Regions from separate parts of the Homo sapiens genome. Here all the other regions are linked to region 1. Evidence: chromatin contacts called from ENCODE Hi-C or POLR2A ChIA-PET data. All regions are on one chromosome and are shown on one strand. The core of a region is the stretch at or near the end of the contact, and the rest is flanking DNA. Distances in the headings are between cores, read along the strand shown.

The links. A loop is a pair of places that touch in the nucleus more often than their neighbours do. ChIA-PET counts read pairs that join two places held with the same protein, here RNA polymerase II (POLR2A). Pooled maps may share reads with other maps.
Region 2: a map of ascending aorta shows a loop between it and region 1 (3-fold over the local background). The contact joins two enhancer-like sites. A Hi-C loop is called at or near these places in 6 of 168 maps with a recorded cell type or tissue (GM12878, aorta, ascending aorta and 3 more), 5 of 37 single-sample maps with no recorded cell type and 17 of 50 pooled maps. POLR2A ChIA-PET finds 5 or more read pairs at or near these places in 2 of 52 experiments (HEK293 and OCI-LY7).
Region 3: a loop to region 1 is called in a map of sigmoid colon, with 4 times the contacts of the local background. The contact joins two enhancer-like sites. A Hi-C loop is called at or near these places in 3 of 168 maps with a recorded cell type or tissue (CD14-positive monocyte, aorta and sigmoid colon) and 8 of 50 pooled maps.
Region 4: a loop to region 1 is called in a map of GM12878, with 8 times the contacts of the local background. The contact joins two enhancer-like sites. A Hi-C loop is called at or near these places in 2 of 168 maps with a recorded cell type or tissue (GM12878 and sigmoid colon), 1 of 37 single-sample maps with no recorded cell type and 7 of 50 pooled maps. POLR2A ChIA-PET finds 5 or more read pairs at or near these places in 1 of 52 experiments (activated T-cell).
Region 5: a loop to region 1 is called in a map of ascending aorta, with 8 times the contacts of the local background. The contact joins two enhancer-like sites. A Hi-C loop is called at or near these places in 2 of 168 maps with a recorded cell type or tissue (GM12878 and ascending aorta), 4 of 37 single-sample maps with no recorded cell type and 10 of 50 pooled maps.

Annotation. Positions count from the first base shown.
Region 1 is chr2:8,002,385-8,005,084 of GRCh38, reverse strand. No RefSeq gene overlaps it. Among named protein-coding and RNA genes, the nearest start is that of LINC00298, 27 kb to the right of the region's middle. Within about 2 kb of position 1,289, at least 14 of the 41 ENCODE cell types and tissues checked have a DNase peak (open chromatin) inside an H3K27ac peak, as active enhancers do; they include ascending aorta, where a contact is called at or near this core.
Region 2 is chr2:8,218,900-8,221,599 of GRCh38, reverse strand. The region is part of intron 7 of LINC00299 (long intergenic non-protein coding RNA 299); the gene reads left to right. Among named protein-coding and RNA genes, the nearest start is that of LINC00299, 110 kb to the left of the region's middle. Within about 2 kb of position 1,444, at least 3 of the 41 ENCODE cell types and tissues checked have a DNase peak (open chromatin) inside an H3K27ac peak, as active enhancers do; they include ascending aorta, where a contact is called at or near this core.
Region 3 is chr2:8,161,422-8,164,121 of GRCh38, reverse strand. The region is part of intron 7 of LINC00299 (long intergenic non-protein coding RNA 299); the gene reads left to right. Among named protein-coding and RNA genes, the nearest start is that of LINC00299, 170 kb to the left of the region's middle. Within about 2 kb of position 1,346, at least 2 of the 41 ENCODE cell types and tissues checked have a DNase peak (open chromatin) inside an H3K27ac peak, as active enhancers do.
Region 4 is chr2:7,772,200-7,774,899 of GRCh38, reverse strand. No RefSeq gene overlaps it. Among named protein-coding and RNA genes, the nearest start is that of LINC01871, 48 kb to the right of the region's middle. RefSeq lists an enhancer at 1,149-1,198. Within about 2 kb of position 1,304, at least 4 of the 41 ENCODE cell types and tissues checked have a DNase peak (open chromatin) inside an H3K27ac peak, as active enhancers do.
Region 5 is chr2:8,247,962-8,250,661 of GRCh38, reverse strand. All of the region lies in intron 7 of LINC00299 (long intergenic non-protein coding RNA 299), which reads left to right. Among named protein-coding and RNA genes, the nearest start is that of LINC00299, 79 kb to the left of the region's middle. Within about 2 kb of position 1,362, at least 7 of the 41 ENCODE cell types and tissues checked have a DNase peak (open chromatin) inside an H3K27ac peak, as active enhancers do; they include ascending aorta, where a contact is called at or near this core.

The sequences.
Region 1 (2,700 bases), core at 40-2,539:
CATTCTACCCAGATCCTTTCCCCAGCATATGTTAGATTTCCATTTGGATTCAGGCAGAATGAGTTCAAATCCCAGCTCTGTACGGACCATCTCTGTGACTCTGTGGAAATTGTTTATTCTATAATATACTTAACTTCTCGGGCTGCTTGTGAAAATTACAGGGGATAAAGTAAGTGAAGTGTCTGGAAAGTGGTGGTTAATTGGTCAGTAGTAATTGCCTTCCCTGGTTGTCAGGGGTCACCCTTTTTTTTAATCTAAAGGGGATGATCTAGACTCCAGTTCTGGGTCTATTTTCCCCCCAAATAAAATCCTATCCTCTCAAGAAGTAAAGTAAGAGAACAGTGAAAGTGTCGATGTCTATAATATTACCTAAATGTCTCCTGGGATACTGTGAATGGAGTGAGGGAGTTCATAAAAAATTCTAGCATTTCATTCATTTTCAGCTGCTGTCTCTGATATATGGAAGGCTGTAATTTCACAAGGAAGTGAAACCTTACCTCCTACCAGGTGTCAGTATATTTTAAGCAAAGAGATATTACAACTCGGGAATTATTGAAAACCTATGTTCTTTCCCTGCAATTGCTCGAGGCAGATTTTGAAAGCCACATTTTGAAATCAGCCTATGACGTCATCAGAACTAGCTGTAATCGAGGTGACACAGTTGATGACTCTCTGGGTAGGGCTGGTGTGGGAGATAGTGATAAACATTTGGCCTGAAGAAAGCTGGAAGACAGATCTATTTTTAGATTTTTATTATGCAGTTTTATCTTGAGTCTCTTTAAAATTGTGCAACTCTCAACTCTCCAAACAAATGAACATTTCATTGCTCTGTATTCTAAAACAATTTCTTAAAAACTTGCTTTCTGTCTTTTTCTCAGCTCTCTATCTCTCAAAAGATTAAAAATCAGAAGGTAAATTGCTTGTGTCCTTTTCATGCACCCAATTTCAGCTCATTTTAAGTGTTTAATTTACTTAAATAGCCTTCAATTCATCTTGGAACTATTTCGACTTAGCAAGAAAATATAAGAACATATACGATTTACTGCCGTAATAGCGTCTTGGAGAGGTATGTAGTGTGTGTGTGCACGTGTGTGTGTGAGTGTGTGTTTGTCTCCCCCAAGGAGCAGCAGCAGTGCCTGGTATTCACTCTGTTCCTATTTTTGTCTTTTGTCATCACTGCTGTAACTGAGCCCACTGTCATCTGGTAGGAATATTTACCCGCTGGATCTGACTTGGCTGGGTAGCGGTGAACACACATCTGGAGTCTAGACTTGGCGGCTCTGTGGGCAGGCTCGCAGCCCAGGGCTCCATCAGCCCCAGGGCTCCAACACTCCGGCGCCCTGCTCTGTTGACATAGCTGGTGGGCTGCCTCATCAGTTTCAGCTGCCTGACCCCCTGGTCCCCCAGCCTCCCCCATCCCTGCCATATCCCAGCTCTGTGCACTTTGGAGAGCCACCAGAGGAGCGCCTCTTCTGCTTCCTTCTGCGAGCCCCCTCTACTCAGGATGCTTTGCTGGAGAAGAAGGGAAGGAGGAATCCACGTTAATGTGAAACCTGCAGACAGTGATTCTGCTTCAGAGATAAGGGGTTGCTTTGGATGGGAGAGGAGCTCTGATAAAAGCACTAAGCGTAAGAAAGAAAAAATCTGATGGGGTAAAACAGATATATACCTTGGAATATATGATTTGGGTTTAAATCTTATACCCAGCTGTTACACCAGATGTGTGGCCTGGAAAGTCTTTGAGGCTCAAATTCATTATCTATAAATTCAGGGGAAGAGTGATGACCGCAATAAGTTGTTGGGCAGGATACAAACCTGAATAAAGACAAAAGGTCTAGTTCAATGTCTGCCTTAAAGCGACAAATAAAAATCAGTTCCCTTTTTCCTGGTCAATGTTTCATTTACACAAGTCAGAGTGATTCTTTGACCCAAGGCAAGCAAAACATCCTTGAGATTTGCTGAAAATAGAGGGCGCTTGGGGGAAACATTCATGTGAAATGAGAAGTTTTTGAAAAAGATCCCACAGCAATATCTGCTTTTAGATAGAAGGTAACAGAGACAGAGGCGATCACATTCTTGTGGCGGCAGCATTTCCCATGTGGGATCTTGTTTTCTCTTGTCTATTTTTATAAAATGATACTAGCGTGAGGCTTTGATAATGGGTTGGTGACTTCTATAGAATGAGGCTGAGCCCCCTGGGAGTTGAGGCTCCCCTGAAACGTCAATTTTGAGATTTGAGAGATTCTTAATACACATGCATTGGTCTATGCGTTAACAGCAATGGGTTCTTAGTGTATTTCCCTCACAAGGAGGCTAAATCACACTGTTTACAGTTATTTGCATATGTGTCTAATCAGTTATATCTGCAATAAAATGATACCTAAATCAATTTCTTGCAAAAAGAATTATTTGGATGTCTACCCAGCAAACAAAAGTGTTTGAGAAATTATAAGTTTCTTTTGAAAGTCTATTTTATTATACTGTGGTTGGCAAACCACGGCCTGCAGCCCACAGACAGAAACTGTGGATCTGCATCCAAGCCTGAAATATGTATCCTCTGGTTCTTTACAGAAATGTTTGTTGATGCTTGTAATTGTATAAATAAATAACAATAAAAAGTGTAGTTTTCTCTTTTAAAATTGGGAATACCTGTTGGTACTGTGTGACCATGGTATTTTCTGGTTTACAATCCATCCTGCA
Region 2 (2,700 bases), core at 195-2,694, 220 kb before region 1:
CCCGCATAGCGCAGTGGGAAATGGATTCCAACTGCTGGGAAGCTGGGAGCTTCTCAGGGAAGAGGCAGCGCAGGAATTGGTCTTTGATGAATAGCAGAATCTGAACAGCAATGGAGGAGAGACCAGAAGGTGAGAGTCCAGGAGGGGCACAGTGTGGGCTGTGCACAGAGGGCAAGGGACCCCATGGGGCCCTGACTTGCTTGCTCTTCTTGGGTTGGTTCATGGGGTGAAGGGCTTGGGGCCTGGGCTCTCCTGTTGAACTGCAAAGAGGTTGAGCAGCATGGCAGTACTACAGGCCCTTCGCCCCTCCAGCCCCCTCCAGTCATGCTCTCCTCTCTGCCCAAAGTCCCTCTCTCCTGCTCATTCTGTTTCAATTTTTTTTGTTTGTTTTTTTTGTTTTTGTTTTTTTTTTAATTTTAGTTTTATTTTGTTTTTAGAGACAGGGTCTTGCTCTCTTCCAGGCTGGAGTGCAGTGACATGATCATAGCTCATTGCAGCCTTGACTTCCATGGGCTTAAGGAATCCTCCTGTCTCAGCCTCTAGAGTAGCTGCAACCTCAGGTGTGTAGCAGTAAACTTGGCAACTTTTCTTGGGGGGGGGGTACAGACAGGGTCTTTTTATGTTGCCCAGGCTGGTCTCAAACTCCTGGCCTTGAGCGATCCTCCCACCTTGGCCTCCCAAAGCGTAAGCCACCATGCCTGCTCTCTGTTTCAATCTTAATCCCAAAGCCTGGTCCATCCTCTGTAGCCAGGAGCTCTTCTCTGCACCTCCAAGTTGGGATAAATAAATGCCACTGCTCTGCACTCACCTCCACTGAGCACTTCCCACACTTCTGATGTGGCAAATGCCAATTAGATAGTCAGGGCACACGGGCCAAACAAGCTCAGCTGAACAGAACCTGTTTAGGTAGACTGGGTATAAACAGCACCTTGAAGGAACTGTAATTCTGGCAGCTTATGGGTACTGAATCCCAAAATGGATTTAAGGGCAACAGCAGCCCATGAAACAGTTGGGGTGAATGAATGAAACACAGCAAAGCAAATCGCCCCTTGGCATTAGTGTGACAGAACCGAGTGCACATTTGGGTTCTTTTGCTTATTAACAAGAAGACTGTGAGAAACTTCTTTTTGTAGCCTTAGTTTTTTTTACTTCATGGAATTCTTGGGTGTACAGTGCCCGGCCACAGCTCCCTAAATGGATCTATTCCTACACGGATGGGCTGCTGTCTGTTTCTGCAGTGCCAGGATGCCTTCTTTCTGGCGCCTCCAGACGGTGACCTAAACCAGCCTGTGAACTGTGCTCAGTTATGTGGGGAACGTCCTGGAGCCAGTTATGTCTGGTGCACCGGCTGCTGGCCCAACTGTGATGAGGTTAAATATAACATCGATGACTTCACGGGAGCCTGCTGGAGCGGCTGTGCCTCCTGGCACGGCGCCTCCTCTGCCCACTGTCCTGTCCACTGGGCACAGAGCGGCCGGCCAGCGGGTGCAGCTCCTCATCTGCAGAGCCTCTAAAGGACCTTCCTGCTCTGAGATGTCGGGATTCCCCCAGAGGCTAACGGGAGAAGGCAGACATCAGAGCTGTGGTTGCCGTTTCTTCCCTTATTTCAGACCCAAGTGTGTGGGCATCACGTCACATATGTTCCAAAGAGTGGTGTGGGCCTTCTGTGAGGGTTAGAAATGGCCCGGTCCAGGGCAGTTCTGGAGCTTGGGTATGGTGGTGGATGGCAGGGCTGGAACCAGAACCGGGTTTCCGGCCTCCTGGTCCTGTGCTGGGCAAGGCACAGTGCCAGGGCAATCCCACCTTGATGGCACCATTACTCATCCCTAGAGTTCACAACACCAGCTCAGGGCCTCGTCATGGTTGCTGCCAGCATTCCGTGCCAGGAGGAGGGACATGGAATAGGCTCATGGGCAACTTCCTTCCTGGGAGACAGTTTTTTGAACAAGCTGAGCTGACCGGGAAGAGTCCCCCGTGTGGTTCTTGGGGCTGAAATAAGTAAAATAATCCCCACCACTAGCCCCAGGAAAAATAAACAAACAAACAGACAAACAGGCAAAATACCCATTACAAAATCTAAAACCCTTCTTTCTTGAAAACGATACTCCTGCTATTGCTGTTCAAGGACCACCTGCGTGCCCCTTGGGGCCCACTGAGCACCTGCCTTCATTCTCTCCTTCATTTACGGACTCGGTCCACCCACACAGCTCACAAACCCAGGTCATCTAGGGCCCTGGATGATGGAGTCCACAGAATAAACCCCACATTCTCCTAGTTGCCACCACTCACCACACCCTCCCGTCCTTATCTTTATTCGACTCAAGAGACCAGCAGTTATCGGGCAAGGTGCAGAGGTTGGTACCGTTGGCTTTTGGGCTTCTGTAATGTGCTAGTCTGGGTTCTGCAATTAGAGTCTAACTTCCGAGAGGGTGGAGACTTCTTTCTGTAACCACATCCCACAGCATCCTGATGAAGAGGGATTTTATGAAGTCTTTATTTAATGTTTTAATAATTATTATATAATAAACAAGAAACTTAAAAAAATTAAAAAAACAGTTGTGCTGTATACGTGATGCAAAGTTTTACCTGAGGAAAAGAAGCTTTATTTCTAGTGAGGAAAATAGTGTAATAGTCACAGCTACCATTTCATGTGACACACTCGTGACCTCTAATAATCTCGACAATCCTGCAAGATATGGA
Region 3 (2,700 bases), core at 97-2,596, 160 kb before region 1:
CGGATCGCCTGCACTTCCAAAATTAGAGCAGTTGCTGTCTAGACCGACTGACAGGTGTTCAGTTCAAGCTGTGATCTCCTTGGCCTGCAGGACCACTCTTTGTGAAAAATGCCATCCCCATTCAGGCTGGGGAGATGCATTTAATCTTGGTGCTGCTTGCAGACAGACTTTAAAAAGCTGTCCCAAGAATACATCTTTGCCAGTAGTTTAGTATGTCAAACTGAGGACGAGAACCGTGCTCTATTCTTAAGATGCAACGATTTGTGGATTGGGAAGATTAGCCAAAAAGAAAGCTGGAGGTCAGGAAGGCGGCCAGGCCTTGGTGTGGGAGCCCAGCCACCCCTGTGAGATTGGGGAAGGGCACGGTGGCCATGGAAAAGCACCATGGGCCTGGTGTGGTGGCGCACACCTATAATCCCAGCACTTTGGGAGGCCGAGGTGGGTGGATCACTTGAGGTCGGGAGTTTGAGACCAGCCTGACCAACATGGAGAAACCTTGTCTCTACTAAAAATACAAAATTAGCCGGGCATGGTGGCATGTGCCTGTAATCCCAGCCACTTGGGAGGCAGAGGCAGGAGAGTCGCTTGAATCCGGGAGGCAGAGGCTGTGGTGCACCAAGATCGCACCATTGCACTCCAGCCTGGGAAACAAGAGCAAAACTCCATCTCAAAACAAGAAAGAAAAAAAAAGAAAAGCACTGTGAGGAAGGGCACACCCCAGGGTGGCCGTTTTGTGGCTTAGTGAGATGTGACTGTCCAGAATCCTTTGTTTATTTAATAATTGTATACAATATTTTTTTGTGGAAAATAACATCCTTATCAGGAGTTGGGGAGGGAGTCCTTGTGGAAAGGAGAGGCCTGAAGAATGAAGTTACAATATTCTTCCCCGAGAGGCTGGGTCCGGTGAGATGAGCGTGTCAGGTATAATGTGGTATCTTGGAAACTTGGAAACTCTAAGTATGCTGTTACTTTTTTAAAAAGGCATTCAGGCCAGGCGCAGTGGCACACACCTGTAGTCCCAGCTACTCGGGAGGCTGAGGCAGGGGAATCGCTTGAACCCGGGAGACAGAGGTTGCAGTGAGCTGAGATTGTGCCATTGCACTCCAGCCTGGGTAACAGAGTGAGACTCAGTCTCGGGGAAAAAAAAAAAAGAAAAAGGCATTCACCATCATCGCCTTCCATTGCCCAGACAATGGAGCAGAGCATGGAGGGTGGGGGCCAGCCCTGGGTGGTGGAATGACCCCGTGCGTGTCTGGCTGTGACACGTGCGGCAGCTCAGTAGTCCACAAGCAATGCCGCCACAGGACCAAGCCTGAAGGTTGACTCAGGACTCGTCATGTGCGTCAAGAAAACTGAGGAGAGGATAATTTATGGCATGTGCTCTGAGATTCCCTTAAATAGAAAAGACCAGCCGTTCAGCCTTTCTCAGTGTGTCCGCTCTCTCCCGTGCCTCTCACTGAATGGCTGGGAAACACAGACCTACAAAAACCAGCAGGAAGAAATTCCGGTGCAAGCGCAATGTCCAGATTATCACACGGTCCCACGTTCCTTCCTACAGACGCCCACCCCGCAGAATGACTGCAAGGCTCAGGGAGGCGAGGGGCATGGAAACACCTGGCTCACTGTCTGGTGCCTGGCTGGGCCTCAGTCAATCTTCCTTTCCTTCCCCAGAGTGAAATGTGACCACTGATACCTCCCTTCATATACCAAAGAAGGAGCTTATTTAATAAACCCCAGGTAATAATTCACTTTAGAATGCACGCTAAATTATAATTTATACATATCTTATTTTTAAACTGAGCACTGCATTAAATTTTAACTTTGAACAAAATGAAAATTAATTAAATTCCTCAGTGTATACTGAGTAGATATTGAAAATGTTCAGAGTAAGGTTCTGGAAATTACGACATTTACAAAGGATAAAACACAACTGGAAGATGGCGAATGGGCTGTTACCAGGTGGGCTGACTAAATTCCCTGCAGTAACTCACTGGTTTAAAAGTGACACTTGTAGCCTCAGAAGATGCTGGAGTTAGAATCACAGAGAATTGTTAGGTATGTTGGAGATAACACATATACAAATGTTTTAAAAAATCAAAATTGTACTGGATTTTCATTAAATCAGCTTAATTAAAACTATTTGCTGAAGTTATCACAGCTATGCATCTACTTTCCTTAAAATAATAAATATTTTAAGGGCTGTATTGAACAACTTGCTGTCAACCCCAAAAAAGTAAACTTAAAGAGGCTTTGTGGCCGGGCACGGTGGCTCACGCCTGTAATCCCAACACTTTGGGAGGCCCAGGCGGGCGGATCACGAGGTCAGGAGATTGAGACCATTCTGGCTAACACGGTGAAACCCCGTCTGTACTAAAAAATACAAAAAAAAAATTAGCCGGGCGTGGTGGCGGGCGCCTGTAGTCCCAGCTACTCGGGAGGCTGAGGCAGGAGAATGGCGTGAACCCGGGAGGTGGAGCTTGCAGTGAACCAAGATTACGCCACTGCAGTCCAGCTTGGGGGACAGAGCCAGACTCCGTCTCAAAAAGAAAAAAAAAAAGCCTTTGTGTTTGGATGGAGAGGACAGATTGTGTGTGTGTGTGTGTGTGTGTGTGTGTGTGTGTGTGTGCGCGCGCCTATAAGAGCCGTAAGATGATATGCCAGAAAGCAGGGAGATTTAGGACCTAGGACCAAACTGTCTAT
Region 4 (2,700 bases), core at 55-2,554, 230 kb after region 1:
TCTGATGCTCCTATTAGATTCAATTTCCAGAAGGCAGGCCCCTGATTGTTTTGCTCACCTGAGCAATGTCTCTTCAGCACCCAGCGCAGGCCCCATGAGCACAAGTACTCACAGAATAGAGAAACGAAGGCATGCCCAGCACCCTAGAGGAAGGACTGTCATAAAGAAAGAAAGAAAGAAAGTCACATTTCTGAGAACTACTGTGTGCATGTGTGCATCAGAGTGTCCTAATGTCAAATCACCTCTGTTGAGTCCCTCATAGGGTAAAACTTTCAGGGAGGGCCAGGATGTCTGCAGAAACGTTTCAGGTCCACATTTCTCCAAAGATAGAATGCACAGCTTTTAGAGACAGCTGACCTTCCATTGCTAGGGGCTTCTTAGTGGAAGTGTGCTGGAGACCATGGCTGGGGAACTGGGCTCAGTGAATTGCCATATCCTTTTCTAAACAAATGATTTTAGAATTTTATGACCAGGTGTTACCATAGTAAGACCTGCTCAGTAAAAAAACAAACAAACAAACAAACAAAAACAAAAAACACTATAGGGCTCTATCCAAGGTGCTTGTCTAACTCTCTAACCCCAGTTTCAATTTCTCGCCCTTAGGGGCAAATTGGCAGGTTGTCCCCTGCTCCTCCTGGCCCACACAGCCTTGCTTATTTGTCTCTGTGTGATTTCCTTCTGAGGTATGGCCTCAACATTCCTCTCAACATAGAGTCTGGAGAGCCACATCTGTAGACCTGTCTGGGCTCATGGGAAGTTGACTTGCGCTGTGAAGCTCTTGTAGGGCCACCTGCCACACCCCTCTGATGACAGGGGTCACTCACTGGGCTTGAATCTTCCCTTTATTTCTAAATTCACTTTTTTCTTCTCATTTGTCTGCATTTCCTTTTCTTCTATTGTCATGGTTCTCAGACTTGCAGGTGCTTCAGATCACCTTTGGCACTTGTTAAAACACAGCTTGCTGGGCCCCAGCACCAGAGTTTCTGATTCAGTAGGGAATTTGCATTTCTAACAGATTCTAGGTGATGCTGCTGTGGCTGGCCAGGGGGGCCCGCCTTGAGAGCCACTGCTGTGCTGTGACCCAGGGTGTAAGAGAGAAGCACCTACTGACCATGGACCCATGGCCAGGAACTCCGCATGGAAAAGGACAGCAGGGGTAGCCGCCCACAGGGAAGAAGCGAGCTGCTGCCAAGTGAAACCTGTGGCCAGCCCCACCTTTCTTAGCAATTCAAGCTCTGAATCAAAGTTCAGGCCAACCTTGGGAATTGTGGTTTTTAGCAACTTTGCTGAAACCAAAAACATTGCCCAACTTGAAGTGTCAAAAGCCTGCATCAAGCACTGGCTCTTCCTCTTTTCTTCCGTAGGAGCCTCCACTCCTCCGTATATGAAAGTTTCAACTGCTGTCGTCCTGAGGGTTTGGCAAGGAGGGACATTCCACAGTTGTGAGATGACTGTGTTCTAGAGAGTTGACAATGCGGCATTTGTGTGTGTGGCGACTTCCTCCATAGAAAAACTCCAGAGAGCCTCCCTTCCGATGCTGCTGATACCCTTCCTTCCCAAGGTTCAGAATCAGGGAGTCCATTTGAGCAGAATCTTAAACAATATCACACACTTATGGAGCCACATCAAGCTGGGACATGCCACTGGGTCTAGAAAAAAATTTTGAGAAAGTATTGCTGTCATAAAGCTGATGTGTTTTGCTGTGTTAGAAGGCAAGATAATCTTGCAGAGACACAGAACCAGATAATTCCTTTTAAAGCAAGGTCATGAATAATATATATAGATAGCCATAGTCGCTGAGGGAAGATAGCAGAAGAAATAAATAGAAGAGCTTTAAAAATTGGAAAGAACTTCATAAGAACAGCAATCTGGGGCCAGTCTTGGGGGAAATTTACTCTTGCAATCTAAAATGTCTGAGGGTAGTATTAGGCATGCTGTAGTGGATGTAATGTTCCAAATTCATGTGGGTCACCTTGAATTATAAGCAGAAGGCTCAACTAGGTTCACTATTCTCAATTTGAGAAGGCAAAGACATGCATACTCCATTCTATTAAGATTTCTACAAAACTAGAGAGGGGAGTATGGCTTAGCGATTAAAAGCCAAGAGTGTAGAGCCAGGCTGCCTGGATTTGAATACCAGTTCTTCCACCTACCAGCCATGTAATTCTAGGTAATCTATTGGATGTCTCTGAGCCTCAGTATTGTCATCAGTAAAATGGAAAAATGATAGTTCCTACTTTATGTCGTTTTTAGGAAGACAAAAAGCTTCAATATATGTAAAGTGCTTTGAATGGCACATATTACAACGTTGTTTATTAAATATCTGCTATAGTAGTTAATGAAGTACTGTAGTTATTTGTTAAATAAATACTCGAAGTTGAATTTTAGATGGGTCATGCTTTTAGCCATAACATTCTGTTATGGAGAGAATTCCTATGCTGTGGGAGCTCCATATTTTCTGAAACTGGTAGGAAATCAGAAGTCTTGGCTGTTATCCTCTAAGTAGAGAGAACATGGGCCTTGGAGTCCAACAGGTTTAGGTGCAAATCCTGGCTGTGCCAGTTCCAGTTCGATGACCCTGGGCAAGACGACCACCCTCAGTGAACTTCAGTCTTGTACTCTCTGACATAAATGTCAATGATTTAATTAAAGCACCTGATAAAATTTGAAATATTCACGAAGCCATCTCTAAGTGGGGGC
Region 5 (2,700 bases), core at 113-2,612, 250 kb before region 1:
TAGTCTGTTCTCACACTGCTGATAAAGACATACCAGAGACTGGGCAATTTACAAAAGAAAGAGGTTTAATTGGATTTTCAGTTCCATATGGCTGAGAAGCCTCACAATCATGGCAAAAGGCAAGGAAGAGCAAGTCACATCTTACATGGATGGCAGCAGGCAAAAGGAATGAGAGCCAAGCAAAAGGGGTTTCTCCTTATAAAACCGTCAGGTTGAGACTTATTCACAACCACAAGAACAGTATGGGAGAACCACCACCATGATTCAATTATCTCCCACCAGGTCCCTCCTACAACAACGGGAATAATGGGAGATACAATTCAAGATGAGATTTGGCTGGGGACACAGCCAAACTATATCAGTGGCCTCAAAGCAGATTTTACTGAACAAATATCTAAGAATATCTAAGGGAGCTCAGGGATGGTGATCACCACTCACTTGGCAAAAATTTGTTGTTCATCCACTAAGCAACAGTCTCTGTGCCGGGTGCCAAGGATGCAGGGATCAATAATGGTTCTAGGTTGAACAAAACCTAAAATGTTAGAAAATAACATCAGATTTTGGATATCAGGACAGAGGGACTGTGAAAAAAATCCTACCACCCTTTGTGCATACAGGGCTATTCCCATCTGAACCGATGTTAAGGAAACCAGCTCTCAGAGGCGTATTGTTTGGAGTACATTGAGTTATCCATCTGGTCCAGCTTATGTAAATACCTAGCACTGCTGGGTGTCCCAGGGTCATCTCATGTAAGGATGCAAAATTTTATCTTTGGGTAAATTTATCTTTGGACACTCTGTCCACTATTTCAGTAGCAAAGGAAGTTCAACTACAAAAATCTAGTTTTCTAAAAACAGGGAGTAATCATTATTCTTTTCTTTACAATTCCATTATGCAGAAATCTATCCTGGAGTAGTTTTCAGGGTATTTATTTTTATTTTAAAAAACTACTTATAAAATAAGTGTTTTCTAGGGTCATAGTACATTCAGGGTAGCGAAAGGTAGGGACCAACTCTAGGTTAGATTCTGCAGTATTTATTCTTTTTATTTAAGCACCAATTAATGGGATAAGACCTTTATGTCTCTGGTAAAACCCAAGCAGTGCTTCCTGAAGGATTTGAGTCGTTAATTGGCTTCAGGGTTGAAGCTTAGCAGGGAAGCCACTCTTCCATTACACGGGAGTTGCTGCTAGCCAGAAGCCAGATCCCGACAGGAACATCTGACATCACCTCTCAGCCGGGTGCGGCCAGTGCCCAGCTCCGGGTCCTGGCCAGAGTACGGGTGGCTGGCAGGGACGTGCCCTTCCGCACATTGCCCCGATCTCCAGAAGGCTCTCTGCAGTGGATTCTCTGTGACATAGCCTGCTTGAAGCAGGGATCTGAGCTTTGCGACAGCAGCTCGTGGCCAAGAGCCAGTCCAAGTTCTACACGTGGCCACACTCGAGGGCATGCTAATTAGGACATTTGGACTGTATTTTATTAATGGCCTTTGGCAAAAGTCCACTAAGAACTCTGATGCCTATACCACTGGCAAGTGAGATTCCAAATTTGCTGTTCTCCCCAAAGCCACCACAGAGAAGCTTTTGGTAAGACTGCGAGCTCTCCCAGATGCACCAACGGCTTCAAAAAGGGGGAAATAAAAATCCAACTTTCCCTTCTGAAACAGATATACTGTTGGCTGAAGAGATTTTTTTTGCTTTGAAAAAATGTCATTGATAAATCCTGAAGCTAAATGTAGAAATTCTAGAGAGAAAAATCATGATTGGATCAGATCTTTTTTTATAAAGCCAAAGAAAATGTACTGGAAAATTCCTAGTAACTGAAAGTAACTTTTGTGAAGTCAGGAACTTCCAAACTAAACACATTTACAAATCCAGCCCTCTGCTGAGTAATTCTGAGCAAAGTGATTTGAGTGTGGCATTCAGTGAAATCTTATTTTTGCTATGCAAATCAGCTAGGGCATTTATGAGTGACAATAACACGAAGTTGATCTGCAAATCGGGTATTAGCTGTGTTGAAGATTTTCCTTTTTGCCAGTCCTAGGAAAGCTTTAGTATCTCCATAGATGAATTTATTTACTTTGTCATCATCTATTTCTCGAGCTCCGGCTGGTTGATAGGCTCTGAGTAAGTGCTGGGATATGGGCGTGAAGGAAGCAGACAGACCTGCCTTCACGCTTACGTGCTCTGTGGGGAACAGAGACTGGATTCAAAAATAAAATGTGTGCTTTATTCCACAGGCATTTATTGAGTTTCTGTGCTGTCCTATGGAGGAAGGAAAGATGACAGGGTCCAGGAGTGTGGTCAAGGCCTCTCCTGGCTGGCCAAGTGTTGACCCCAGGGTGGAGGTATAGACATGCATGTTGTGTTTCGAGGGTGGGTTTTGAGGATGAAGACCCAACTCACATGTTGCCAAATGCACAGTGTTTGAGGACAGGGTGAGGCTACAGGGAAGGAGGGCCTCGTGTTGGGAGGGAAGACCTGAGACTTCTAGAAGCCCGTGGCTTCCTCTGGGAACATTCCTGTGGGCAGCAGGGCCTGGCTGCTGATGGTCACCCAAGTGTCCTCAGCAACTCCTCCCTCCCGATGCCTGCTCAGCTTGCCTAGCCTGGCCTGCACAGCAGGAGAGGGGGCCAGCTGTCTCTTCCAGCCCCTGGCCTGCTCCTGCTCTTCTCCAGGAGGGGAGAGGCAGAAGCCCGGTG